Linked DNA regions of Mus musculus: regions 1, 2, 3, 4, 5 and 7 are each linked to region 6. A link is a loop called in an ENCODE intact Hi-C map of the cell type or tissue named here. Cell type or tissue: heart. All regions are shown on one strand.

Region 1 (4,000 bases), 120 kb after region 6:
GTGGTGTCGCATAAGAACCTGCCCCCTCCCCCTTTCTTGCTATTTTGCCCAGAATTAATCTAATTAAATCAATGCATGCTCCCCTTTCCTGGAATAGAAACTGTGATAATCGTCTCCTTAATTTCAGTAATTGATTAACATAACTAATACCTGTCGCCTACATCAGAGCCCACCTCTCCAGGGCTGATGTCCCCAAACGCTGCCTGAAAGATAACCCAAGAGCTCACTTCTGATGCTCCCTAGATAGACAAGTCACACAGGAGGGTTTGAGTGGCTTATTTTCACTACATTATATGTTGATCAGGGAGTGATGTCACAACACAGGTGTCGAGGTCAAAGGATGCCTTTTGGAAGATGGTTCTCCTTCCACCATGTGGGTTCTGGGACCCAGCTCAGGTCGTCAGGCTTGGCAGCTCTCTACCCTTTGAGCCACCTCACCAGCCTGGTTAGGAGCTCTTCATCAGGCTTCCAAAAACTTTCCTATCAAAAAGCCAACAGTCTTTTCAAAGCCCACAGCTGTTCTTCCATAACAAGGTTCCACAGAAGCTTCTGATCCCAAGAATCCCCCTACAACCAGAACCTGGCCTGCCTTCCAGTGCTCTTCTTGTAATGGCCTGTTCTGCAAATCTTAATCACAAGGCAGAGACTTGCACTGAAGCCATCTTACAAGTTCATGAGTCACTTCCATTCTTGATGGCCTTTCGCTATTGACCAAACACGTCCAGCCCAGTGGAGATAACTACTTCTTTGTCACGTAGCTTCCATACCAGACTGCAGTGTCTTCTCCTGTGTGTGTGTGTCCCTTCCCAACACACACATCTCTAGTTCCAGTGATGCCCTGCAGAGCAGTAAGAGGTGGGAGAATCTCACTCCCCCTTCACAATGGATGCCCAGCAATATGGAAGGAAACCATTATGCTTGTATGCACATTTTAGTAAATCAAGCATTCAAGACAAAGCATTTGTTGTGAACAAACCACGTGCCTCATGGTGCTCAGATGCTAAGATAGGAGGCTAAATAACATGCTACTCATATATAAGAGTGTCACACTAGTCCCCTAGAACGTCACGATGTGGCCCAGCTTCCAGAAAAGCCTACTTTTTCTGCACCTAGAGGTATCCTTGATTCTTCTCCTAAAATACAAAAGACAAAATCGATGGGTAAGTCTGAACATCACACCCATGTCTGTCTCCGAGTTTGTATCTTCATTGAGTAAAGTGTTAACAGGAAAGGATGCGGGATGGAGGGTTCATCAGGCTTCCTCATCTGTTTCTTTGAACTTCCCATGGATCTAATTATTTCAGGTTTTAAAAAAAGATTTTAAATAGATAGATGAGATTTCAGTGACAGTTCAAAGTCTAATAAAAGGCCTAACCTTGGGTGAGTCTACCCACTCCAATACTTCTGGAAATATGCACAGAAAAAAAAAAAAACACCTGAAAGCAGAAACTTCAGGCAAAAGCTCACACTCTACTGTCTCACAGAGAACTTGTCATACTGTGCACCATACATCTGAATATGTATAGTGCCTGTTCCTTATTCCAATTCTGGGATATCTGGAGGCTCAGTGCACATTGCCTGTGCTCCCTGTAACCTGGAGGGTCTGCCCAGGTGGGGAGTTAAACCAGCAGGACTTAGAATCCAACATACCTGGTTCTCAAATAGAAGCCACCACTTCCTAGCTGTAGGACCTGGGCACATAATTTGTCCTCCTCCATCTGCTGCAAAAGGATGCTGGTGGCAGGTGCTACTACCAATGTGTCAATAAATAACTTAGTACGAAGCACATGAGAAAGACCAGCATCCACCAAAACTATTTATGGTCCTAGAACTCTGGGCAGGAAAAGGTCTGGGTTTTCAAGGCACATTCTTCCTTGCTTTTCAGTGACAAGTTGTCTGTCTTTCTCTATATTCTGGCACCTCTCTAACCTGCCTAGACATCTCTGTTATCCAGTTACCTCAGCCCAGGACTCCTCAAGTGAAACTTCAATGAATGATCAGTTTGAATTTTTATGTTGTTTTTCTTTTATTACAATCTGTCATCAACTAATACTTTAGTGGAAAAAATTAAATAACACTGCCAGAGGAGTGTTAATTTTAAAAACAACATTTAAGCTCTAATTTCTTAATTTTTAGATTCAACAGACACGTTACTTTGCAAACTGGTGTGAAGTTTCTAAATACAGCCTTTCCATTTCTGTCCCCCTCACCGCTAGCTGGCAGCAAGCATTTGGCAGAGCTCTGCAGTGGACAGGGAGCTCCACTCGGCACCTCCTTCCTCCAAGACAGCCAGGGGAACGTTAACAATCAAGGTTTAAAGTCTCTGTGCTTTGCATCCTGACTTCAATTCCTCACTTAGATTCAAACTCTCTCAGTGCTAGGACCATGTCCACTGGGCCTTGAATATGACCAGACACCTCATGGGAGCTTAATTACCTGCTGACAACCTAAAGATTTAAACAGACATATTATTTACTTTTACCTTTTCACAGTTTAGACAACTTAATGGGTGCGTTTGTAAAGACCTGCCCCAGGAGGACACTCTGTCCCTTGGCATCCCTCCTTGTTTGTCTGAGCCTCGTCTCTCTTTTTCCCCCACTACTGGATGCATCTCCACTTAACTGAAATGCACAGATATGGTCACTGCTTCTTTTCTACTGAAGGAAAAGACAGAATAAATTGCAGAAAGTGCCATTCATCAACTCCTGCCTCTCTAGATAAACATGCGAGCAAACGGAGAACATCTATTAATTTACTTCCCGGGGATACCGTCAGGCTAATCTCTCAGTGTCACTCCAACACTGGCACATGATGGCTGTCCAATAAGCACCTATGCAAAGGGTCACAATGTGCCAGCAAGTCACAAGGGCTGCAAGCCACATCTTCACTGTGTCACTGGGAATGTATGCACAATTTTAACCAAAACAGGGCAGTGAATTGCACTGGAAGTCAGGTCCAGGCATTCTAAAGAGGTTGGCTACTCAGACCGGACAGTAAAATCAGACAGAAAAACATTTTAAACACTCACGCCTGTACCTCAGTCGCAGAGATTATTCCACGCGACTAGTCTAAGAACTCAGAAGGTCCTTAGATGTATGCTCAGAAGACAAATGACTGGGTTAATAGGTGAGGAGTTGGGGCAGATGTGAAGCTGGTCCTGACTTCTGTCCCTACACACCCCTACCCTAGAGGGTCTTCTCCCAAGGGTTAGCCTCAAGCTCCAGCCAGGATGTATCCCTCTTTGTCTTCTCTCGGGTCTGAAGCAGAGGAGGCTGCTTTGAAATACTGTGCTCTAAGAAAGCATGGATTTGCTTCATCCTTGCCTTTTTCAAGCAACAAACTTTGGGGCTTTCTGAAACGCACACCCAGAAGGCCCCTGAGCCTCACTGGCCTCTGCTCACACAGGATGCGAACACTTCATCTCATTTATTTCTTATTAATCTAATGGTTGTTCATCGATTGTTTTTCTGGAGGCTTCTAAGTCCAAGATCGTGTCTGAGACTGCAGACTTCCAGGGCAGAGAGGCCAGGGACGGGGATGAGAGATGCCAGCTGCCTACTGAGGGCAGACAAAGGTAACAAACTCAAGGCCTCATGAAGTATCGACCGCCCCGTGTCAAGGAGCAAGGAAAGGTTGGCTGAACTCATGAGCTACACCAGCAGTGTGATTTTGGGGCTGCCCAAGCTTCTGATCTTTGGATACCTTTTGGGGATGCTATTATTTTTTGGCTGTCAGAGACCCCCACCCCAATGCTTTCATGACCTGGAGGAGCCCCTGAATTTGTCATTCTCCCTCTGCATCCTGGCCTTCCCACTCCTTGAGCCGCATACTGAGATAATCTGGATGCTGTGTGGGGGTATCTAGAAGGAGATGAACACGGGGAAACTGGGGAATCAGCTGTGAAATCCAACACATTTTTTTTTTAAGGTGGAAAATAAAGGAAGAGAGAAAATGCCTTAGACGCTGGGAAAGCACCTTCACCAGACACTCCTCGGGTCTC
Region 2 (4,000 bases), 360 kb after region 6:
AATGCCTCCACGAGATCCAGCTGTAAGGCATTTTCTCAATTAGTGATCAAGGGGAAAGGCCCCTTGTGGGTGGTGCCATCTCTGGGCTGGTAGTCTTGGTTCTATAAGAGAGCAGGCTGAGCAAGCCAGGAGAGGCAAGCCAGTAAAGACCATCCCTCCATGGCTCTGCATCAGCTCCTGCTCCCTGACCTGCTTGAGTTCCAGTCCTGACTTCCTTTGGTGATGAACAGCAACGTGGAAGTTTAAGCTGAATAAACCCTTTCCTCCCCAACTTGCTTCTTGGTCATGATGTTTGTGCAGGAATAGAAACCCTGACTAAGACAGAGACCAATCACTTTCTATTCTGCTTGCCTGCACTGCCCACGTGTGCCTTGAAATGTGACAGTGCACCTAGTGTGTGATAATGTAAGTCCCTTTTTCCAGCCCCTCCTCCTGGGATGACAACTCTGAGACTAATTATTTATTAATTAATGCCTAGGCCACAAGCTTTGGCTCATTCCCCTGACTAGCTCGTAACTTATTTAACCCATTCTAACTATTCTATGTCTTCCTCATGGTTAGTTACCTCTCCTCAGCTTCATGCACCCAAGTCCAGGGCGAATTTCCTTTTAATTCTATCCTGAGTTCATCTACCTGCTGGTTAGTTAGCTCTCCTCCAGTCCCACCTGCTTCTTCCTCAGCATCTGGCTCTCAAATTTCCCATGCCTCTCTATTTTCCAGAATCCTCTGTCTTCCTGCCAGTGTCCCGCCTCCTATTTCCTGCCTCAGCTCATTGGCCATAGGCTTTTTTATTGACAGGTGGTGCTTATAAGCGATCACTACATTGGTAGGCTGAATGTGTGTATATTTTTGTATGTATGTCTTCACATTAGTGCTGTGTACCCATGTGCTACACATGTTTGTCTTTCCTTATCACGTCCTGCCTTTATTCTTACTGAACCTGAAGCTTATAGATTTGACTAGGCAGGCTGGCCACTAAACTCCATGGATCCATCTGTCCCTGCCTCCCCTTTGCTGGGGTTAAGGACCATACTGCCTGTCAGTCCCTGCCAGCTCCTGGGGATGGAAACTCTGGTTCTTGTGCTTGAGCCAGCAGGTACTTCACTGACTGGGCTATTTTTCTAATCCCTAGGCTGAAATTTTAATTAATTTAGTAAATTTGAAAACTGATATCCAATTATAAAACTCCTAAGACTATTGGAATACTTCTGGTGTGTAAATCTACTCTTTCAGCTATAAATTATACACAGTCTAAATAGAGATGGAGTGTTTCTCATAAAGATTTAGCATCTGTTTTGAGGTATGCTATAAATAGATGCTGGGCGTTACACACTGCAATGTCAGTGCTTTTGTTATATTTCCTTCTTTATTTTTGTGGTGTTGGAGATCAAACTGAGGCCTTCAGTGTTGTAGGCAAGAACTATACTACTGAGCTGCAGCCTCGGCTCTGGCTACATGTAACTAAAACATGGAAAGTAAGTCGTCCCTTTAATTTTTTGGTATGACTACTTAAAATTTTAAATTAAATATATTGCTTATATTATGTTCCTGTTGGACAGTATCAGTCTTAACTAGGGTCCATTCCATATAGCCAGTTGTGTTTTTAGAAATGGTGTTTAGTTTTACTTTATAATTAAAGCTTTGTTAGAACCTACTGTTCATAGGTCGTATGTGGCTGCTTTCGTACTACGGTGGCATTGAGTAGTTGTGACAGAGACAAGTTAGCTCATAAGCCTGGAATGTTTATTCTCTCTGGCCTTTTAAGAAAGAAGCGTGTTTGGAGTTTTTTAGTTTCTGTGAGATGGCGACATCTGCTGGCAGAGGCAGGACTGTGTAGCTCAGCTTAATAAGACTACAGAAGGAAGTCCAGTGAGCTAGTGGATTGAGAACATGTGCCGGTGAACATGGACTCAGAGCTCCTCAGATTAGACAATTCTTAAGGAACCAGAAGTCTAAAAAAGAGAGGACTAGGATTCAAAAGGAGAGGACAAGATTGTGCTTTGCTGTGCTGTGCTGTGTTGTGCTGTGTGCTGTGCTGTGCTGTGTTGTGCTGGGCTGTGCTGTGTTGTGCTGTGTTGTGCTGTGTGCTGTGTGCTGTGCTTGGCTGTGCTGTGCTGTGCTGTGCTGTGTTGTGCTGTGTGCTGTGCTGGGCTGTGCTGTGCTGTGGGCTGTGATCTCCCGTGGACCATCTTAGACTCCTGAGTTAAAATAGCTTTAGAGGATATTTTTCTATTTCCTTTATTGTAAAATTATTTTAATAAAAACTGATACTTTATAGGAAGTTATTAGCTAGTTTTGTAGCTCGTCTGATAGAGATGATCTGTTATTGCTATGGGTTTTCGTCATCTCAGAGGGATCACGTTTAGAAATATATTTCTAGATAGCAAGATTTATGAAAATGAAGTATTTACTTATCTGCTCAGTTTGCAGCTATTGGATGATATAACATTGCTGAGTGTTTACTCTGTGCTACATACTGTTCTGAGGCGTTGCCAAGTGCTACTTACAGTTCAGCGATCTTTAGAAGTTGGTGATTTTATTTGCATTTTACTCTGTCTTTGTGTTTAATAGCAATGAGGTTATGCAAAGTAAAAAGACACTCATAGTATTACCGATTGACTTTAGCTCTGTAACCAGTGTTGGGGGATGGACTGAAAGAGTGACAGGAAATTGAAGGAGTGGGTTAGGGTACCTCTGTGTGAGGAAGTGATTGGCAGCACCGAGCAAACTCGCTTTTTCCACTCTGAAAACTAAAGGAAGCAGCAGCCTATCCTGGAGCTGTTCATATAGTGAAGCAGCATTAGGGAGGTGGATAGACCGATGGCTAGCCTACCCCTCATATAAAGGAAAAAATGGCCTCTCCAGTCCTGTGTGCATGTGCGCATAGCAGAGGCTGACATCAGGTGTCTTCCTCCTAACACCTCATCTTTTTTTTGGTTTACTTATGTATTTATTTTGGTGACACAGTTTCATGAAAGTCAGGCTGTCTTCAAACAGGATATGAAGCTGAGAATGTCCTTGACTTGTTGTTGTTGCTCTTGTTTTGTTTTTCTTTTTTATTTTATTTTTAACATATATAAGAAATAAATGTAAAAAACCAAATACGTGGACAAAAAATACAAGAATCATATGATCATCTCAATGGGAGCACAAAAAAACAAAAAGTCTTTGATAAAATTCAACATGCATTCTTAATAAAAGCTCTAGAACAAGTAGGACTGTAGGAAACATATTCCAATAAAAGTTATAAATGACAAACACATAGCCAATATCATCCTAAATGAATGAAACCATTAATAAGCGCCATTAAAATCGGGAATGGGAGAGGAGTGCCCACTGTCTCTACTGCTTATCAATAACATGATTGAAGCATTAGCTGGAGCAATAAGGCAAGAGAAGGGATACAAATGGAAAAATATTAAGTCAAATTATTTTCAATTGAAGATTATATTATCTTATATCCAATATTCCAAAAATTTGACTAGAAAAATTGTAGAAATTATTAATAATCTCAGCAAAGTGTTATGATACATAATTGACTTACAAAATTTACCAGTCTTAATACATAAAAGTAACAAGCCTGCTGGGAGAGAGGTCATGGATGTGCTCCTCTTCCCAGTTTCTCAAAATATTTAGAATATACAAAACCAAAGAGGAAAAAATAAAAAAACAAAAACCTCTACTATGAAAACTTTAAATGTGTGAAGAAAGAGATTAAGAAACATTCTAGAATTTGAAGACATCCCAAGCTTATAGCTTGGTAGAATTAACATTGTGAAAAAAAGACCTACCTACTAAAACAATTTACTGATTTAATGAAATCACAATCAACTTCCTTATTTCATTCTTCACATAAATAGAAAGAAAATCCTCAATTTGATATGGATCAACAAAAGACCCAGAATAGCCAATTAGTCCTAGATAAGTGCTTGTTTCTATGTATGCATTCTGCTTGTTTTAAGTGCTAAGTGCATCTGTCTATGACCCCAACTTTTATACA
Region 3 (4,000 bases), 190 kb after region 6:
CTACCATCAGATGAGTTTGAAGACAGTCCGGAACATTGTAACAAGTTCCGACAATGGACAAAAGTGATCTGGGTACTGCCCATCATCCCCTCTCCTCTGCTAGGTAATGCAGAGTAACCCAGCAAGGCCTGTGGCTGAGTGAACACCCTATTTCCTCTTTCAGATGGTGGGAGCATTTGAGGATGACTATATGTCATTGCACAAACATATGAATGCCAGCCTGTGTGTCTGTGTGAATAGTCTAATATACCTGGGTGTAGTATCAGCATTTGGACATTGGAAACAAGAACTTTGAGTGTATCAGGAAGCCAGCCATATCTCAGCCACCAGCTTCCTTTGGAGACAGTAGACAAGAAGTACATGGGTGAGAAGAATAGTCAAAAATAGACAGCTATTTCCTTCTGGTATCTTTGGGACTGAGTGTATTCTTATACGGAAGTACATGGAAGTATATAAACACACTGCTCATTGAATAGTTACCCAGGATCTACTTTGAATGACACTCACCCTAAGGCAATGTGTGCTGTTCTGACTTCACTCCATGACGACAGTGGACAGGAGAATACTGCAGAACATGTATCTGGATCTCTGCTAAGCCCATGGCAAATGTCCTCCAAAATATTCTTGTAGATAATTGAGTATGGGTACAGTTGTGAGGAGTCGCTGCAAATGATTGCAAAAGACCCAAGGGCTTTTATTACGAGAAACACTTTGTGTGGAACAGGGCTCTCTGGTGGTGGCCACAGATACCACAGCACTGCCCCCTCAAGTGTTTCTTTAGCTTCTTTAAAAATGTTATTTCCTCAGATAAAGATTATGCCTATAATATGGACAGATAATACAAACCTGGTATAGTGGACTCAATACTATAACAAATGACCGGGCAAAGATATAAGACTCTCGGCAAATCTGAACACCTGAACAAAATCAACAGGGGCAAACTCTGTGTCTGGCGATCTACCCTTTAAAGCGACGCACACATCACTCTGAAAGCCATTCTCACCTTCTGCATCTACCTTAGTGAAACACTGTACACAAGACGCACGCACGCTGGCTGACAAACATTCTCAGGAGCAGGATGGCTTCGAGGATGCAATGTTAGACTTGCCGAAGCAATTGTGGAATATTTACACCAAGAAAACTATAACCGCACAGAATATTTTCAGAGCATGTTTCAGGAAGAAAAGTTGATATATAAAGCATGATATGGTAACCTCAGACTGGTAGGCATAAGCCATATACAAATACACAGTGACGCCCACAGGGTTTCCCCATCACCGGAAGCCTATTCCCAGACAGAGCCTCGGTGGCCATTCGCTGCGAGAGAACTATGGCATTGCTAGTAATATCTAAAATTCAGAATGTAGTCATTTTGGTAATTGTATAATTACAATTTTTCCAAGTCTTGCTTTTATCCAAAGGGGGAAAGTTAAAAATATAGGAGATTATACAAATTCATTGGCTTTCCATTATTCAAAAGTTTAGCACTATGGAAATCTAGCAAAAGTGCTACCTCATGGTACAGAGAGTGTCCCAGAAGTCTGGACAGACCCTGAATACCAGAGTGTCACTACACTGATGACACCTGGAGAGCTGAGCTGGGGCCAATCTCAGCAATGCAATTAGGTGGGGACACCAACAGTACGACATCACGAAACAAATGGCTATGAGGAATTTGGAAAGCTTGACATTGTCCTGACTGACAGCACTGCCACTGTTTAACCTCGAGACACGACTGCGGGTACAACCAGGTCCCTTCAGATATTTGAAGGGCTATGGAGATAAGCCACAGTAAACCTTTTTAAGGCAGTTAACTTATTATGGAAATTTCCAGAGGCAAATGCTAGAACAAATAAATAAAAATGGTATTTTCCTTCAAAATTTATATGTGTGTGTGTGTGTGTATACACATACACATATACAGAGAGATACATATGCATCTACAAATAAAGAAGCATTTTAACTGAAAGAACGAATGGTAACAAAATAGTGGGAAATCATGAGTTTCCTATCATTGTAAATATTAGAGTAAGAGAACTTTTTTTAAAAAAAAAGCATGTTGGTTTCATTCCAGATAAATCCAGACAATTTTTAAAGATCTCTAACATTTCTAATATTCTGTGATCCATTCAGAGACAGAATTGGTTTTCAATGTATGTACCCATTTGATTCCAAATCCCTCTAGTGGTATTCTCTGCCAGCAGGTGGCAGCAGATGCCTTGGACGCTGGGTTCTATATGTTAGGTGTGGTCAAAAAATAAATGAGCACAGTTTCCAACAGTTAAAAAAGGGGGTGTGGGAGAACACAAGTCCCAAAGTAGCTTCCTTCAAAAGAACAAGCAAGCATAACTAAAAAACATGTCTAACAGTATACAACAATACTTTTTTTTTTTTTTGAGACAGTCTTTGTAAGCCTAGGTTGACCTAGAATTTACTCTATAACCAGGCTGGTCTCAGACTCTGGAGAATATCCTGCCTCAGCCTTCCAAGTGCCAGGATTACAGCACACACCATCACGCCTAGGTTTTGCATGTTCTTCTTGATCTCTGAATTCCTCTTGATTTAAAAAAAAAAAATCCTTGCTTCCTCTGCAGCTGCACATCACATCCATTACCATAATCTTTCAGCCAGACCCAAAGAAAAGAACCTTCAGGATGGTCAGAGAAGCATTCTGGCCATTTCCTGCTTCCAGCTCCCATGCCCAGCATCTCCACAGCTGAAGCTACAAAATAAGCAGGAAACATACAAAAACAGTGGACCTCACCCGGATAGCATGAAAGTACATCATTACCATTTTCTAAGCACACGAGAATTCTTCCCTACCCCAGCCCCAAAGAAAGGAATAAAGCCCCTGCTTTACCCCACTCTAGCCTTGGCTCTCTGCTGTGATGTCATTTAAACTCTGCATACAATCAACAGTCCTAGTCCAAGTGGCAACCAGAGACAGACAAATCTGGTATTCGTGAAGTATTTTGAATAGGGCTTGTAAGTGGACAGAAATAAATAATATTTGTTGAACCAGCATTTAAAGCAGTTACATCATGGTTAATCATGGTCTTGAGTCAAGGTGCTATTGACTGTTCTAGTCTCAGGTCAAACAGTCCTTCTGCCAGGAGCCCTTGAGCTATTAAGAGCATGTTCAGTTCCTCCGCAAAGTGTCAGGCATACACTCTGTACCTCCCGTGTCACACTTCTGCATCTGCCCTAACTAACACCACTCTACCACAAACACTTCATTTCCCTCTTACAATGCAGCATCCAAAGGCCTGAACTGCGTCCCCAAATACAATAGTCCCCCATATTCATGAAACTATTTTTTATGTGTATAAGCATTTTGTCTGCCTGTATGTCTGTGTACTGTGTGCATGCTTAGTACCCACAGAAGCCAGAGCAGATGGGACATCAGAGCCTCTGTAACTGGAATTACAGTTGTAAGTCACCATGTGAAAGTAGGGATCAAATCCAGGTCCTCTAGAAGAATAGTGCTCTTAAACTCTGAGTCCTCTCTCCAGCTCCAGTGAGACTCTCTCTTATAGAGAGGCGTTATCAATAAATCATCAATATGGTACCATTCCGCCAAGAGCAACATCCATTTGACAAGCATTTCCCAAGTGTCTATAGAGCTCGGGGTGGCACAGGGGAGGTCAAACCTGCATCCCGTTCTCAGAGAGCTCAAACTGAGAAAGAAAATGAAGGCAAGAACACAAACAACCATGCATCAAAGTATGCCCAAGAGCAAAGTTGGGCTTGGTGGTTACATATGTGTAATCCCAGGATTTGGAAAGGAGAACCAAGGGGACCAGGAGTTCAAGGTCAAATGCAGAGACCTAGAATTTGAAGTTGGTTAGTTTGAGACTCAGTCTCAAAACAACAGCAACAACAACAAATGTGTATATTAGAGAACAGAAAACCAGAAATTACCAATAGATATGTGCAAGAGGTTGACGTATGGGATAGGTAATGATGGTGGTCATAGCTACAAGGTCCCTGAATTGCTCTT
Region 4 (4,000 bases), 110 kb after region 6:
AGCAAAGGTTCATGATCATTCAAATTTTATATCAATGCTTCATGGCAATATGGCACCCAAGTAGAGTAGGCTATTTGGACTTAGATTTAAACTCCTGCACTCTGTGATTCTCAAGGTAAATGGCCACAGAAGGCTGAGTCTCTGGATCCTCCCAACTCCCACACCTCACACTAGCTCACTCTTGCCCCTCTTGGCCCCTGCAGCTGTGAGTGGGTAACCCCCAGATGCTCCAGCAAGCATCTGCATGGGAAGACTTTTCAGTCCCAGTTGGATTCATCATCCAACCCATGGAGCAAAATCCAACCAGCAGCAACCCACAAGGAAGATGCTCACTGCTTCCTACCCACAAACCCTTTGAGGAAACTGGCTGGCCATCAGAACCATAAGAAGGGGTGATGGGGTAGACAGGAACTTTGAGGGATGAAAACAAACATGCAAACTGAACCTTGATCATTAAACACACACCCTATTTCTGAATAAGGTAATATTCTCAAGTCCTAGGTAGACAGGAATTTCAAGGGACATTTATTAATCTCTGTTCACCTCCCTTCCATGTCCAAAGTGTATCAAATCTAATATCTTTCTTTCCATGGTTTTATTTGGTTTTGTCTCTAGTACCTGCTTGACTTCCATCCTGTCACTGACCACCCACCAAGGAGCCTGGAATGTTTCTAAGGCACCTGCTTCTATTCCTCCCCCATTAAACACTTAGATTTCATCTTTAGATGGGTCTATGAACACAGGTCAAGAAGGAAATAATGTTTAATGGTCCACTGAGAATTCATTATTTCAAGTGTTCACATCTTCCTATTCAACTAGAAATAGCCTATGTCCTCCTCATATTCCGAACTGGACAAGGGTCCTGCTCTCTGGGGACTTCAGAAAAAATGAGCCACTGCACATCTATTAGAACAGAGATGGAAAAATGGGGCTAAATAATTTTAACAGTGAAGGAACTCAGAAAGAGAAGGAGGAATATAACCTGGGGAAGCTGAATGCTCAAGAGAGGTTTAATTCTGGGCTGGCAGTGCTGAGTTCAGAGGACAGGTCAGCTTAGGGTACGAAGTGGGAATTCTATGCAACTCTTTTTTTTTTTTTGTGGACAGTTTAAAATATTTCTTTTTTTTTCCATTTTTTATTAGGTATTTAGCTCATTTACATTTCCAATGCTATACCAAAAGTCCCCCATACCCACCCACCCCCACTCCCCTACCCACCCACTCCCCCTTTTTGGCCCTGGCATTCCCCTGTACTGGGGCGAGAGAGGCCCATTGGACACGCAAACTTTCTATGCATCTCTTTAGGGATTCCATGAACAGGACGGTTAGCTTTGCTGCAAGGTGGCCCTGGTCATAGTCACAATTGTTTGTGGGTATACAACTACCTGATCCCATAGGGCCTTCAGTCCAGCCAAAAGGACCCATTAAGGAAACCTAAGCAATTGGGAATTAGACTAAGTGGCATTCAGGGAAGCCAGACCTGGTTGGGTGTGAATGATGGACGGCGGGGAGAACAGGGGCTGGCTGGGAAGCCTTGGCGGAGAGCCCAGCCATGATACAGGCTCCAGGGCCAGAGCTTTGTTTCTCCTCTGTCAGTGGCCTTGTGAGAGCTGAGTGAATCCACATCCACTGCCATAACCTTCCGCCAGACTCTGCAATCAATATGGCTCTCCGACATAGCTGGCGCAGGGGCCCCTGGCTGGCTGCCCTCCAAGCCCTCCTTCCCATTAACGTGATGAGCAGCAGAGGGCATGTCAGGGAGAATTGTCTGTGAATTCCAGGAATGGAGAAACCCCTCTGTACAACCCCTCCCCCAAAGGACAAAAAGTAACTCAGAAGTGCTTTGAACACCTCTAGGGGACAACGACCCCTTCAAAAAGGACAGACTGGCCATCTCGGTTCAGACCTTGATTCTGCCCATATTGCACTAGCAGTCCAGATGTAATCAAGAGCTCCTTGGTGTGGTCATGTCTTCATACCAGATAAAACCATTTATGGCTGCCCTGTTAGACCAGGTGCTTCCTGAAATAGATGGACTGACTCTCCCTCGATCTCTCTTCTCATACCTTCAATCAATAGCCATGGGCCAGTGAGGCTCAGCTCACTCCTATCTTCTACATTCTTTTCATTCAACCACAAATATCCTTTCATGGGACTTTAAGGAGCTAAGAGAGGGGCCACAGTGACACAAACGAGACAGAAATAAACCTAGAGGGTGGCAGGCATACCTCTTTAGGAAGTTCACAGCACATCTCTTAGCATAGGCTATCCCTGGAGGAAGGTGAACAGAGAAGAAACTCCAAGATGAAGGATAGCTGACTCCCATCTCCCTTCCCCCTTAACAAATATTTTATGCACTTTCACAAGGGACCAGGCCCCAGATATACAGCCCTGCAGTCTGATGCTTGTGCAGGGGAAAGGTCAAAGAGGGGTTCTGTCTGTGCTAAGGTCAGATGGAGCAGAGCTGTAGTCCCTACTCTGCCTCCTGTGCTGTGAACGATCGTGATTCACAGAAGCAGAGACTCAGGACAGCAGCCACAGGGAAGACCACCTCCTCCACACTGGTCTCAATGTGGCCATCAATATAAGTCGAAAGACACAGCAACTCCCTCCTCTGTACCGCACAGGAGGTACAAACAGATGATCTAATTAGACCAAAATGAAGCTTCCTCTCTTTAACGTCTTAATGGTATTTACATATTGACTCTGACTCACACTTCTGATCTGGAAAGGTTTGATTAACATAACTCCTCATCTCCACCCAATCTTTTGGGAATCGTGGCTCTTGCCCAAAGGACATTTTGACTATTTCCACATTACCTTAAATCCCAGCACTGATTAAAGTTTCATGACAAGCACATTCATAGACTCCACGGGAAACCCCTGCTGTCTCTGGATAAGAGTTAGCAGTGAAGTGGGAACTGAGAGGAGGCCTTGTCTACATGGAGCAAGGTCTGGAGCCCAGGACCTTATCATACAACTTCCTGTGTGACCCAGACATTAGCTCCTCGGTGCCCAGATTCCCCATCCATAGAAGGAAGCTGCAGACCCGTCTAGCACCAGGTATCCCCCAATGCTCTGAAGTCTCGTGACTGTAAATATATATTTTAAGGTATTTCCAGGGGATGAACCTGACAATTTATTTAGTTATAAGAATTAATTATATAAGATATGATTAATGATATCTAGCATCTCTTAGCTCTGTAAATCTGTGATTCCATTATACACAATGTTTTTCAAATGTGCAGTGATGTAAATATTAAATGAAAATTAAAACAAACAGAATAACAGTTCTTTTTAATGCTTATTTAAAAAAATAGAAATTAAGGAGTCTTGAAATCTCCAGATATTCAGTATATACATCATTATTATTATTTTTAATTTAGGTTCTTTTTTGTGGAGATGAATGGATGAGATCAACGTTATCCAACATCTGGGCTGCTGAAGACTCAGTGATTGGGATAACTTTTCCTTTTCCTTTCAAGAGTAAAACGAAGCACGGCAATTACGGTGGCACTGCTATCTTAACGTGAAGTCAGAACAGTGTCACTGTCGTATTTAACTACATTTAGCTATGTGTATGTGTATATATGTGGACGTCAGAGGACAGCTTACAGGAGTGCCACCATGTGGGTCCTAGGGGTCCACACAGGTACTTATGCTTAGTGTTAAGCACCTCTCTACCCACTGAGCCATCTCACCAGCCTTCACTAGCATATTTTATGTTCTTAAGCATAGGGTGAACCCAGCATCCCAACATATATATGACTTTATATTAAAAATATTTCTTCCCCTACAGTATATCACTCTGGGGGGGGGGGTGAGTATAGGCTCTGGGATAGCAGAGAAGTATCTCGATGGTCTGAATGAGAATACCCCTCAGAGGCTCATATATTTGGATTCTTGGTCCCAAGCTAATGAATTGTTCAGGATATGGCCTTGTTGGAGGAAGTGTATCACTGGGAGTGGGCTTTGAGGTCTCAAAAGCCCATGCCAGGCCC
Region 5 (4,000 bases), 230 kb after region 6:
TGGAAGGACATTACCCCCCGTAGGAAACTGACCCCAGCCCACTTCTGACTCTGTGATCTGAGACCAGCCCAGACAATGTAAACTATTTGAAAGGTCCTAGGGAAAGCAACAAATTAACAAGTCTCTAGAATTGGAAGCTACAAAACAAATAAATGCCTATCAGAAAAAAAGTAAGGAAGACAGGAAGAAGAAAGGAAGAAGAGAGAAAAGAGAGGGCAGGAGAGGAGAGGGGAGAGGAGGGGAGGGGATGAAGAACAGGAATTCACACTTCAGGGTAGAATATGAATTCATACCATGGTGGGTTTTCCCCCAGAGCTAGAAAATACAGCTGCTAGGCGTGGCTGCGGTGGATGCCAGTGGGGTCTGGAAGAGGGAGGTCCTGGTGAGTGTTTCTGGATGTCACTTAGCTTCCAAGAGCCTCTTTCCCTAGATTCAGGACTATAAACCCAAGGCAGACACCTCTTTAGAATCCAGGCTTTGGTATCTAAGACGGGAGAGAGGAGCAAGAGAGAAAAGGGGACGGGAGGGGACGGGGGGGGGGGGGCGGGGGGGGGGAGGAAAGTGAAAATGCTGACTCCAGGATGGAGGAGGGAGGGAGGGCAAGCTGAGCCCTGGAAGCAGGACAGGATGACAGGAGCCTCCTCCCCTTTCCCAGACCCTGGCATCAACTCCCGTCCTCCAGCTCTTTCCTCCCCAGACCAATTAGAGATGACCATATGGGCCAATTAAGTCTTGACTTTCAAAGCCACAAGTTCCCCCACAAAGAGCCGGGACTCCTTTCCCTAGAGTGGTCCTCCAGGGCAAAGCAACAGGGTTAGGAAACAGATGGGTGTGCAGCCTCCAGAGCTAACCTGACCCCTGACCCCCACCAGTTCATGTCCTCTGATCCAACTTTCCCGAAGGGAGAGCAGATGCGTGGGGCGCCCATAACTTATCAGAGTCCTTGGGACAAAGATTTCCAGACAAAATGGTTGCAGACGTGTGGGGAGCTGGGGAACTGCACAACGGAGCTGGTGGAAGCTACAGGTACAGGGGACATTGGTGATGTTTGAAACAGGGCTACAGGTGGTAGGAGATGAGGGTGATCGGTGTCTATTCTGGGGAAGGGACTGTGGAGCCAGAGAACAGGAGCAGCTACAGACAGGCTGCTTGGGAGGTACAGAGGCGCAAAGGCTGGAAAGCTATCACAGGCTCCACGCGCTGCAGGCAAGCAAAGATTTGGTGGGTGTGTATTAAGAGGGACGCTAACTCGCACTTCCAGCAGTAAGTGATTCTTAGGTAAAACTCATCGGTTCCCGGAGCTGGAGAAAGGACCAAGCAGCGGGTCCAAGGTGCCTCCGATCCTCCCAGCGGGTCCAAAGTCCCAGATGCCGCTTCCCCACACGCACCCTGCACGTTCTCTCATCGCCTGGCTTCTGCCTGTCAGTCTGCAGTCTGAGCGCCTGGCGACCCTTGCTGCCCCTCTTTGCACATCAGGGCCTCGAGCCCTGGAGGGAAGAAGGGATACCGACCACGGGCGACCCGGGAGCCCCGCAGATAGGCACTGTGGAAGTAGGGAGCCGAGGGAGGGGCCGGGACACCGGTAGCTGAAGCGGCGCGCTGCAAAGTGATCCAACATCTCCCAGAGAAGGCGGCCCAGGGGGACCGCCTCCCGCCTCCCCAACACAGACTCCCGCAACTGGGGTGAACGCCGAGGGGCGCCCAGCCCCCACACCCTCCCCCAAACTGCAGCCAGCACCGCCAGAACAACGTGAACCTCCGCAACTCCAGCCCCGACGATCGCGGGGAGCCGCCTCCGACTCGCTCGCCCCGGCAGCAGCCTGCCTGCGGTCCCCAAACTTGTCCGAAGACACCGCGTCCGAGGCGGCCGCCCTCACCCGCCATCCCCGAAACCGTGCCCGAGATCTTACCTGTCCGGAAAAAGGCGTCCACGTCCGAGTCGGCGGCTCCCCCTTCCTCCGATGCCCCCTCCGGGGGGTTCATGACTGGGGGAGGGCGTCCGCGGGCAGCCGGGCGCCGGCGAAGCCTGGGGCCGAGGGCGGCGCGGCGCCCGGTGGGCGGAGGGCGCGGCGGCCGTGGCCACAGAGCCGGCAGCCGCGGGGCTCCGGGACGCGGGCGCGGGCGCGGGGCGGGGGGCTGCGGCGGGGGGCGCCGAGCCTCCTCAGGCGGCGGCGCGCGGCGGGCTAGGGGCGCCTGCCGCCGGTCCCCCCATGCTCCCCTTCCCCGGGGCGCTGGCCGCCTGCTGTCTAGCCCGGGCCGGCCCGGGGTCCCGGCTGCCTGCGCGCCCGCGGTGCCCGGCAGCGGCAGCTGCCTCTCCTCGCCCGTCCGCCCGTCTCTATTGTTCAGCCCCGCTCGGCTCTCTCCTCTTTATTTTTCCTCCTCCCTCCCACCCTCCCTGGCTCCCTACCTCCTCCCTCCCTCGCTCAGCTCGCTCTGCTCGCTGCCTCCCTCCCGGCTCCCTGGCTGGCTCGCGAGCTCTCGGGCTCCCCCTCTGGCTCCCGCCGCCGCGGCTCCCGTGGCTCCTCCCGGACTCCGGCTCCCTCGGTCCCAGCCAACAATGACCCGGGCAGCTCCGAGCTGCAGGGACGCTCCCGCGGGCCCGGGGCCTCGCCGCGGGCGGCCCGCAGCGCGACGCGCCCTTCCCCGAGGCCCGCGCGGGCCCTCCCGGAGCCCAGGCCGAGCTATTGTTCGCGCCGCGCTAGGCCGGCTTCCTGAGCCCCGCAGGAAAAGCCCGGGCCGAGGAGGCGGCGGGGCGGAGGGCGGGGCCGCCGGGCGCTCTCCCGGCTTGCGGGGGACTCAGCGGCCGCCGCCGCAAGCTCCGCAAGCTCCGGGTCCTGCCACCTCCCCGCCCCACCCTGCTCCCAGGTGCGCGCTGGGAATCCGGACCTGCCCGCACCCCTCCTGCAGCAAGTGCCCTCAGTCCCCAAGTCGGACTGGCCTGTCCCTAGAGGCTGGACTTCATCCCTCTCCTTCCTGACCTGCCCCTGGTCGCCCTGCCCTCGGAGGCCTCACCGCATCCCTGCTTATGTCTCCCCTTTTCAGCTGTTCTTTACCCTCATTCAGTATCCCCTTCAACATCTCTTGAGCGAGCGGCTCAGAGAACCGTGTTCCGTTTTATTCCTCTTACGGATGCTTTCCTGCCTATCTCTCCTGTCCTGTCGCTCTTTTGTGTCTCTCATTTGTCTCTGTCCTGCTCTGGTCCTTGGCCCGCATCTCAGGGCTCCTCTTGGACAGCAATCAAAACTCCCTAATCCCGGGGGCCTTCTCTGTTCTGTCCTTCTCTCTCCAGTGAATGGAGAGATCCAGTTGGCCTGGATAAAGGGGGTGTTGCAGCGAGCTGAATGTCAATTAACTTAGAAAGTAGAGCTGAGGAGAAACCGGATAACAACCAAAAAAAAAAAAAAAAAAAAAAGGTAAAGGGGGGGGGGAGAAAAGAAAGCAGATGTTATATTGAGTAATTAGTGTGGTGATTGAATTGTGGTGATCGGTTTGATCCGTTTTTTAAGCAATAATTAAACAATAATTAGTTGGTAGCGTGTTAGTGGCCATAAAACAGGATCTTCAGACCTGAGAACTTAATGCAATGTGTTGAGGGCTATTTGCTGCTGCCTCGCCCAGGCCTTTGGAAAGAGGAGGCAGTATCTGACCTGATGTGTTCGAACGCACCTAATGGGAAAACCTGGTGCTTGCCTCTAGTTGATGGCCTCCTACCCATTATTCCCAGTCTCTGGATCTGTTTGTCTCTGGCAATCTAATTTGGTTCTGCTTCCCTCCTGGGGCCAAAACACCTGAGGCTGCTCTCTATCCAGAGTAACCCAGGCAGCAAAGGAGAGGAATCACCATTTGAAGTCAACACGTTCTGCCCTCACCTTTCTTTCACTGTCTCTGCCTCTTTTTTTTTTAACCCATTAACAGAAAGAAAGAAAGAAAGAAAGAAAGAAAGAAAGAAAGAAAGAAAGAAAGAAAGAAAGAAAGAAAGAAAGAAAGAAAGAAAGGAATG
Region 6 (4,000 bases):
TCCCTTCCCCTCCCCACTTCCTTTTCACAAACCCCAAAATGTCTGGGGCAAAGCAGATAAAGATAATGAAGTTCGGAGAGAGCCAGAGAGCCGGGACTCAGTGTGATGCACAGCAGGTTCCACATGCATGCCAGCTCCTTCCCACTCCCTTGGCTCAGACAGAGTAAGCCCACAGCACAGAAAGCAGTTGCTTTCTGATTAGCAAAACCCAGGCTGCAAAGCCTCATGCTAAAATCACACCCTGTTCTTGACAGCTGCACTGCAGCCCAGCTCTGTCTGGAGGGGCACACGCTCTGGCTCTGGCTCTGGCTCTGGCTCAGCCTCAAAAGGCCTTGCTTCCCACTCTTGTCCTCCTTACTGTAGGAACTAGGATGAACCGTTTCCCTAGTCTTTCCTCACAGTAAACAGCATTTTGTTTGTTTTCTTTGTTGTTGTTTTTGCATTTCATTTCCAACCTGTGTGCTCAGAAACACTGAAACCCCCGTAAGGCACTGCCCCACAGAGAGAGTGGAATGGTCACCCAGCAGCCAGCAAGTCAAGCAGATGAGAAGCAGGACCAGCCAAGCCAGGAGGCGGCCCAGGCAGCCCCGGGATATTGACTCTGAATGGCCAAATTCTTTCCATTTAAACCACAAACACTGATAAAATATTTTCAGGAACAGAGTAAGGGAATGCACTTCCCTCACTTCCCAAAATGTAGAACTGAGGAGGTCAAATCCTATTTAAGAAGCTGAGAAAATAGTGCCTGACTTTATCCCAGAACTAAATTTAGGCATCCACCGAGATCTGGCCCCTTGGCAGGTTAATTTAGATGAACTAATGGCGTTCCTGGCATACAGGATATACTCAGTAAATGGGAACTATTATCTTTACTGTAAAAATGGAGTGTCTGGTTGATGTTCTCATCCAGTCCTCCTACGCATCCTAAAATCAGATCTGCCAATCATTTGCACATCTGGGAACAAGACTCCACAGGGCTGAGCAGGAGGCAGCTTGCCTTCTGGGATCCCTGCTTCGGAGAGATGGATGCTATGTTGAAGGGATGTGGGCTAGGTAGACTTAACCTTAAAGATCTGAGGAAGAGGGACAGACACCCCCTTAAACCTCAGCAGGTGTGGGTTCTGGAAGGAACACACAGGGAGCAAGGGTCAGGTACATGTGTTGGGAGGTGCTTGGCTTTCAGATGCCCATGGACAAAGCTCACTGTGCAGAGCTGAGAAGCAGCTTCCTGAGTGGAGGGGAGTCTGGCCATTTCTCATGACTACAGTGAGCTCCCATGTGTAAGGTTTAGAGAATCTGCTGTCTCTTTGAGGGTAGGACAGAATGCAAGGACCCCATGATGCACATTCATGCTTTAGAAATCTTCACCTCTTCCACTCTTCTGTGCCTTGGATAACATCATACTTTACATTTCATTTGGCTATCTAGACTTCCTCCAAAATACTTCAGATTGCATCCTTAACCCTCCCAGGCAGCCATTGAGCTCACGGCCTTGGCATTCCCTTCCTTCCCCTCTGACACAGGCTCATCCTTTGGACTCACTTCCTTCCCTTGTCTCCAGGATTTGCCTCTCATGTCCTCTCTGTCACTCCATCTGTCCCAGATAGGGTTCCTGTAGAAGGACCATGCTGGGTTCTGCTACAAACTCTCTGCCGTGAGATGAAACTCCACAATTCCAGTTCCAAACAGCAAGGGACTTAGAAAGGAGCCCTTGGACTGCTCAGCAGTAGGTGGTGCTCTTGTGCCAGCTCAGAGTCAATGTTCAAAATGTTTGATTCTGATAGACAGTCAAGGGAGGGCAGAATATGCCTCCTGGGAACCCAGAGTCATCAAAAGTCTGGCTGTGACCTGCAGGCATTGCAGTTCAACTGAGAAATGAGGCTTGTGAGCTCATAGTTTGAAGACCAGATGGGATAGACAGGGCAAATGGGGAGCTTGTGCCTACTCTTGATACCTCGTGATAAAGCCAGTTTGCAGGTGGGATAAATACCTTGTGATGGGACCAACCTGGTCAGCATGTAGAAACTAGCCCCTTTCCCTCTCTACCAGGAAGGTTGATGATTCATTCATTCTCATTCTCTCTCTCTCTCTCTCTCTCTCTCTCTCTCTCTCTCTCTCTCTCTCTCTCTCCCCCTCTTCCCCTCCTCCCCCCTCCCCCTCTCCCTCCCCACATGCCAGAACATTGCTGGAAAAAGGGTTTACTAAGGAGAGTCTGGGAGTTAGCAAAAGAGCACCACATTGGGATTTCTTGAGGAACATGGAATATAACCATGAAGGAAGAAGCTATCTTGTTCTAACTACAGGTAGTTTTCCATGGAATTAAGATGCCTGACTACAGGTGGGGGTGGCTTTTAACTCTTTCCATGACAAAGTGATTCAGCTTCAGTTGTGTTTAAGAAAACCAATGGGACCCAGAGATAAGGTTGGAACAATTCATGCCCCTGAGTTGGGGTTCTCCTTGAGGAATGGAGACTATCGCTGGCCTGGGCACCAGAACCAGCTAACATAACACACTCAAACTGGAAGTTCGTCCCTATGATTAAACGTGGGAGTGGGAAGACAGCCTCCCGTGTTTGTGTGTGAGGCTCTCTGAGTGATGCATCTTCCTTCTCTGGATGGGTAGGGCCTAGGGTTTCCAGGTTCAACTACAAGAAGCAACTTTCCTCTTACCACTGCAGACACAATCTTCTCCTTGCCTGTGTAAACAGAGCCAAGGGGCACAGACTCCTCCCTCCTCTCCTGTTTGAAAAGCTGGCCCCAGGAAGGCCATATTGAGAGCCAAGGCCCACATCAGTGAATACAGACTGAAGTAACTTCAGGGACTTTAAATGGAGCAAAAAATATAGGGAAGGATTACAAGGACCTACCCAGTCACTGCAGGACTGACTTAAGGGAGCAGGAAGAGACTGGTTCTGGGGCATGGCAGGGATAGGGCTGGGACCACTGGACGGAAGTATCAGGAGGTAGACTCTGGACTCTGAGCTCAAGTCCTTTCTTTCTTACAATTGTGGCTGAGTCACTGTGGGCATGGACTAGGTCTCAAAGCTGCGGTATCCTCATCCATGGGAATGAATGCTCAGCAGAGGCTGGGAAGATACAGGCCAGTAAAGGAGGCTGAGAAAGAGCTCCATCCTAGCAAAGACTGGACCTGGTGCAGAACCCCCAGGCTTCTCAGGTGGCCCTGACAGGACCTAAGCCAGTCATGGGAAGCAACTTTTAGAGTCACTGCAGTAGACTGCTGGCCCTTTGCCACACGATCTGAGAAGTGGGCACTACCTCCTGCCAGCTGCCTCTTGCCTTCCTCCCTGTGGATTCTCAGCTCCAGCAGCACTGGACCACAGATATTGCCAGACCACAGTTTGTGCGTTAGGGTTGCTGAATCCCTGTTCATTCTCTCTCCTTTCCACAAACCCAAGCCGAGCTACACAGGCCCCTAACTAAGTTCCACAGCAGTGATAGGCACCTGGAGATTTGGTGTCTCTTCCTCAGCGTGAGAGGGTGTATTTGATTTTCCAGTTAGCCATAGCATTGGGCTTGATACGAATAAATCAGCTAATCTTCAGCATCAATGGTCCAAGGTCATGGTCAGAAGCCTCCATTTCCTTTCCCTATGCCAGCATGAGACCTTGGGACTGATAGCCATTGGCTAGCTCCATTTTAAGAATCCCTTCTTAATTCTTCCATTTACCTGGTCCCTAACTGGCCTTATGTTCTGTTGTCCATAGTCCACTATGGTAGTCCATGCTATCCATAGTCTACTCTGGTATCCTTATGAATAAGGCTATAATTCCTATCTACCCAATATGCCCCATAAGAAAAGTCCATCTCTCCATCCATCCATCTTTTTCTGGACCCCATCTTTATATCATCTTTATAGGCCATGTTAGGCTTGTCTCTGTAAGTCTTCTGGGATCCATGCACACCAGATGCACCACACACAGTTTTCTTTATCCACACAATAATCCCAAGGCATGTACTAAGATTGATATTTTACAGGTAA
Region 7 (4,000 bases), 97 kb after region 6:
CAGTTATCTTCAGCTTGATCAGTATGCCCTGACTTTTAGCACCAGGGACTGCTTTACCTCTGAGAGGATAATTTGGCCCCATTAAAGAGTCAGAATTCCTAAACATCCAGCAGACAGGTGATAAAGACAAGGGCCACAGTCACAGATGGATGGTTACAGAGAGAAGACAGCCCAGAAGTTTCTAAGCCATTGTAAGTGTATCACAGTGGGGATCTGAGCATGAAAACGAGGCCGGCCAATGAGTACCACTGCAGGCCTTGTCTAGCATGTGTTCCTTGATGTGCCCCCTCATTCTATTGTCTTGCCTCAGGGACTGTGAGGAAACCCACACCAAGTTATCGCTCCAGGATGTAGAGACAGCCCAAAGGGATTACTTTTCATAACAAGATGGGTCTCAAAGATTAAAATGAACCATCCAGGACCAGAAAGGTTGGCTAGGAGACTTTCACTCGTCTTCACATGAGCTAGGAAGGTAGAAGTGAGTGGGAAGGAAGGAAGAAGGAAGGAAGGAAGGAAGGAAGGAAGGAAGGAAGGGAAGAAGGAAGGGAGGGAAGGAAAGGGAGAAGGAAGGAAGGGAAGGAGGGAGGGAAGGAGGAAAGCAGGCAGACAGGCAAGATCTAAAAACTAGTACAAGGCAGCCATGAAAGAGGAAATGATGAAGAAATCTGGGATTTTTTAGGTCTTGAGAAAGATGCAACATTCCAAGAAGAAACTAAGTTTAATTTTAGACATGTTATCAAGGTATTCACCTAGGACCATACAGCAGACATTTAGTGAAGAGACAGGAAGAGGGTGGCTACATGTGGCACTCCGTGCATCTTACATTCCTAGTTCTCTGGAGCACAGGGTAGAGAACTTGGTAGGTTATCACCCCAGGCGCCTCACTGCAGAGTACAGGGCAACGCCAAGTGAGAACCCACACAGCACTGGCTGCACACGACGGCTGGCTCCGCCCCCCCCCCTGCAGGGCCCACCAATCATCTCACTTCTTCTGTTAGTTCTTATGACATTAGAAGTCAAGCTGGCATAGTGCCATGGGCCACTGGTCCTGCCAGCTGTCCCTTCTTGAGAGAATCACACCAAATCCTCCCACAGCCTCACTGGGCAGAAGCCGCCTCTTGCTGGTTTAAATTCAGCTACTGTTTTCTCAGTTCTGGGTGATAGTGACTAACAGATAGCACCCAGACCCTCTCCAAGCATCTCCCTGTGCCAAGGACTGTGAGTGCTGAAACAAAGGAAGGTAAAACCATAGGGACAGAAGCCGAGCCACCTCCAGGCTGTAGCACCTTGGGGATGAGACAGACTCTAGCCACGTTTCCATCATGAGCAAAGGGCCAACTCTGGCTCCCATCATGGAGCCTGGGTGTCAAATCCCATCATGCACTTTTCCAGACTACCTTCTGCATTTGGGAGTAAGAGGGTCTACACCTTTCTTTCAAGGTACCTGGAGAGAATGAGGCAGACAAGGCGAAAGCTAGATCGACATGTTCAAACCTCCTGAGCTGCCATCACTTGGGTACACCTTTAAACAAGGACTACTTCTTTCCCTATATTCCCCAGAGGGTCCTGTGAGTTTCAACATAATCAGGCACCATAGGACCTGGTATGGCTCATAGCTCTTCTCCGTGGGACTGCAAACAAAAGCAGAAAGCCTGACCTAAAGAACAGAGCTCAGCAGAGCCTTCCATTCCTGCCCACAACAGTCCCAGGGAACTCCAGCTGTGCGGTGTCCACATCCCTAGGCCTGCCTCCCTGGATAGAACGGCAGTGGATGCTGATTGCAGCAACTTTGTCACATGCCTGAACCACACCCCTCCACACACTCACAACTCACTACAAGACCTTCTCTAGCCAGGGTCTGCTGCAGATCAGACAGCAGAGGGGAGCTGGCAGAGGCTCTGCTCCAGGCCAAACGCATGGGGCCTGGGGAGAATCCTTTTGCTTATGCTCATGTCCAGGGAGACAGCTGCAACTCTGGACTTCTGGGCAAGTTGCCCAGCAGCCTGACGTCCTGGAGATGGAGGAGGGGCCCAGCTGGCTCCAAGAAAAGAACCTGGCCTGAGGGTTTCTGGTGTGTGTAGTGGAGATCCCAGACCTGAGGGGAGAATGATCGTGAGTGACTGCCAAGCAAGGAAGCCTTGTATTAAAGTAAAAAGGCTGTGCTCTTTAACATCTCACATCACTGCTACAGAAAGCCTGTGGGAATGTCAGGGACTCCTGGTGATGATAAATGGCGGAGCACTCTGCACTTCACCACAACAATAAAAAGCACTTATATTTTCTTATTTCATAATTTCTTCCAAATTCCCTGATGGGAGTTTCTGAGGATTTGCCCTAGTCTCTACAGTTGGCCATGACAGATGGAATCCAAGGCAAAAATACTAACAAAGTAAATCAAATATCATGTAGCAGTTGACCTGCTCCCTCCTTCACCCCTTAAAACATCCCACATCCACCAAGATGTATGTTCCACCCACAAAGCTTAAGAAAGTCAGTCTCTATTTACAGTCACATCTGCCCGTGTCCAGGACACACAGGTCCCTCCTCCAGATCCACTTGGCTGCTGAGGCTCTGTTCTTTCAACACTTCTCTTTTAAATTTACTTCCTCTTTACCAAACTGACTTTAAGTGTCATGAAGGCAATCCATGTTCACCATAGATCCTTTGCAAAATAGACACAAGAAATAATATGACCTCATGTCCTAACCCTATCCTACCCCCTTTGTCTTAGTCAAGGTTTCTATTCCTGCACAAGGTTTCTATTCCTGCTTCGTGACCAAGAAGCAAGTTGGGGAGGAAAAGTTTTATTCAGCTTACACTTCCACGTTGCTGTTCATCACCAAAGGAAGTCAGGACTGGAACTCAAGCAGGTCAGGAAGCAGGAGCTGATGCAGAGGCCATGGAGGGATGTTACTTACTGGCTTGCTTCCCCTGGCTTGCTCGGCTTGCTCTCTTATAGAACCCAAGACTATGATCCCCGGGATGGCACCACCCACAATGGGCCCTTCCCCCTTCATCACTAACTGAGAAAATGCCTTACAGCTGGATCTCATGGAGGTATTTCCTCAAGGGAAGCTCCTTTCTCTGTGATAACTCCAGCTTGTGTCAAGTTGACATACAAAAACAGCCAGTACACCCTTGGATACTGGTTATAATTTTCCTCCATATATTTCTGATTTCTATTCTCCTTGTACACTTTCCCAATGTTTTTTCACCAAGTCTGGGTCAGACAGTCTGATTTCTCATCTCCGTCACTAATTATGCACTATGTCCACATCCCTAGGCCCGCCTCCTTGGATAGAATGGCAGTGGACGCTGATTGCAGCAACTTTGCTCACATCTATTGCATTTTTTTCCCCATCTATTGCATTTCCCCCCCCCCCATGGACTCTCTCACTGAGATCAATAATCAGGTCAGTGAATAGGATTCAACTTATAAAAAATTCACTCGACACACAGCTTTTTAAAACACAGCTATTACATCCCAGGAGGCGGCTCATCTGAAGAATTCAATGAGCTAGCACATCACTTCCTGTAGAGTGCTCCAGCGCACAGGAAACAGAGAGTCACGTCATAAACAGGGCTAAGAACAATCAATCACAAGCTACCATTTTCAGTGAGCCTACTATGCTCCAGGAACTCAGCTAAACTGAACAAAAGTATCTTATCTCAGCAAGCTTGCAGTACTGACTAGTTTTGTGCGTCAGCTTGGCACAAGCTACTGTTATCTCAGAGAAAGGAGCCTTGGTTGAGGAAATGCCTCCATGTTTAGGGTATTCTTCTCAATTAGTGACCAATGGGGGAGGGCCCAGCCCATTGTGGGTGGTGCCATCCCTGGGATGGTAGGACTGGGTTCTAGGAGGCAGAGGAAGCAAGCCAGTAAGCAGCACCCCTCCATAGCCTCTACATCAGCTCCGGGCTCCAGGTCCCCCTTCCCTGTTTGAGTTCCTGTTCTGACTTTCCCCCAATGATAGCTTGTGATCTGAAGTGTAAGCCAAAT

Evidence for each region. Hi-C counts contacts between places; a loop is a spot of excess contacts. Peaks named below come from ENCODE experiments on the same cell type or tissue, not always from the same donor. Only the 100,000 strongest peaks of a DNase experiment are listed, where the experiment ranks them.
Region 1: it touches region 6 in a loop (2.0-fold over the local background); 5 of 42 quality-filtered maps call a loop at or near these places.
Region 2: it touches region 6 in a loop (7-fold over the local background); 6 of 42 quality-filtered maps call a loop at or near these places.
Region 3: a loop joins it to region 6, with 4 times the contacts of the local background. A loop is called at or near these places in 11 of 42 quality-filtered maps.
Region 4: a loop joins it to region 6, with 1.9 times the contacts of the local background. A loop is called at or near these places in 6 of 42 quality-filtered maps.
Region 5: a loop joins it to region 6, with 5 times the contacts of the local background. A loop is called at or near these places in 11 of 42 quality-filtered maps.
Region 7: it touches region 6 in a loop (1.9-fold over the local background); 2 of 42 quality-filtered maps call a loop at or near these places.

The regions. Positions count from the first base shown.
Region 1 is chr16:34,464,617-34,468,616 of GRCm38, forward strand. All of the region lies in intron 1 of Kalrn (kalirin, RhoGEF kinase), which reads right to left. Among named protein-coding and RNA genes, the nearest start is that of Kalrn, 47 kb to the right of the region's middle. In heart, a CTCF peak has its summit at 2,210; a DNase peak (open chromatin) is centred at 2,235; H3K27ac peaks cover 1,121 bases.
Region 2 is chr16:34,698,559-34,702,558 of GRCm38, forward strand. All of the region lies in intron 5 of Ccdc14 (coiled-coil domain containing 14), which reads left to right. Among named protein-coding and RNA genes, the nearest start is that of Gm35150, 9.9 kb to the left of the region's middle. In heart, a CTCF peak has its summit at 1,807 (motif pointing left); a DNase peak (open chromatin) is centred at 1,813.
Region 3 is chr16:34,529,493-34,533,492 of GRCm38, forward strand. It overlaps a transcript of Kalrn not described here. Among named protein-coding and RNA genes, the nearest start is that of Kalrn, 17 kb to the left of the region's middle. In heart, CTCF peaks have their summits at 735 and 2,190 (motif pointing right); no DNase peak of the experiment used is centred here.
Region 4 is chr16:34,454,903-34,458,902 of GRCm38, forward strand. All of the region lies in intron 1 of Kalrn (kalirin, RhoGEF kinase), which reads right to left. Among named protein-coding and RNA genes, the nearest start is that of Kalrn, 57 kb to the right of the region's middle. In heart, no CTCF peak of the experiment used is centred here; a DNase peak (open chromatin) is centred at 1,559; H3K27ac peaks cover 1,536 bases.
Region 5 is chr16:34,571,197-34,575,196 of GRCm38, forward strand. It overlaps a transcript of Kalrn not described here. Among named protein-coding and RNA genes, the nearest start is that of Kalrn, 59 kb to the left of the region's middle. In heart, CTCF peaks have their summits at 1,001 and 2,497; DNase peaks (open chromatin) are centred at 1,535, 1,955, 2,495, 3,225 and 1 weaker place; H3K4me3 peaks cover 3,116 bases; H3K27ac peaks cover 2,459 bases; H3K27me3 peaks cover 116 bases.
Region 6 is chr16:34,342,415-34,346,414 of GRCm38, forward strand. All of the region lies in intron 5 of Kalrn (kalirin, RhoGEF kinase), which reads right to left. Among named protein-coding and RNA genes, the nearest start is that of Kalrn, 170 kb to the right of the region's middle. In heart, a CTCF peak has its summit at 1,730; DNase peaks (open chromatin) are centred at 187 and 547; H3K27ac peaks cover 843 bases.
Region 7 is chr16:34,439,312-34,443,311 of GRCm38, forward strand. The region is part of intron 1 of Kalrn (kalirin, RhoGEF kinase); the gene reads right to left. Among named protein-coding and RNA genes, the nearest start is that of Kalrn, 73 kb to the right of the region's middle. In heart, no CTCF peak of the experiment used is centred here; a DNase peak (open chromatin) is centred at 1,960; H3K27ac peaks cover 1,454 bases.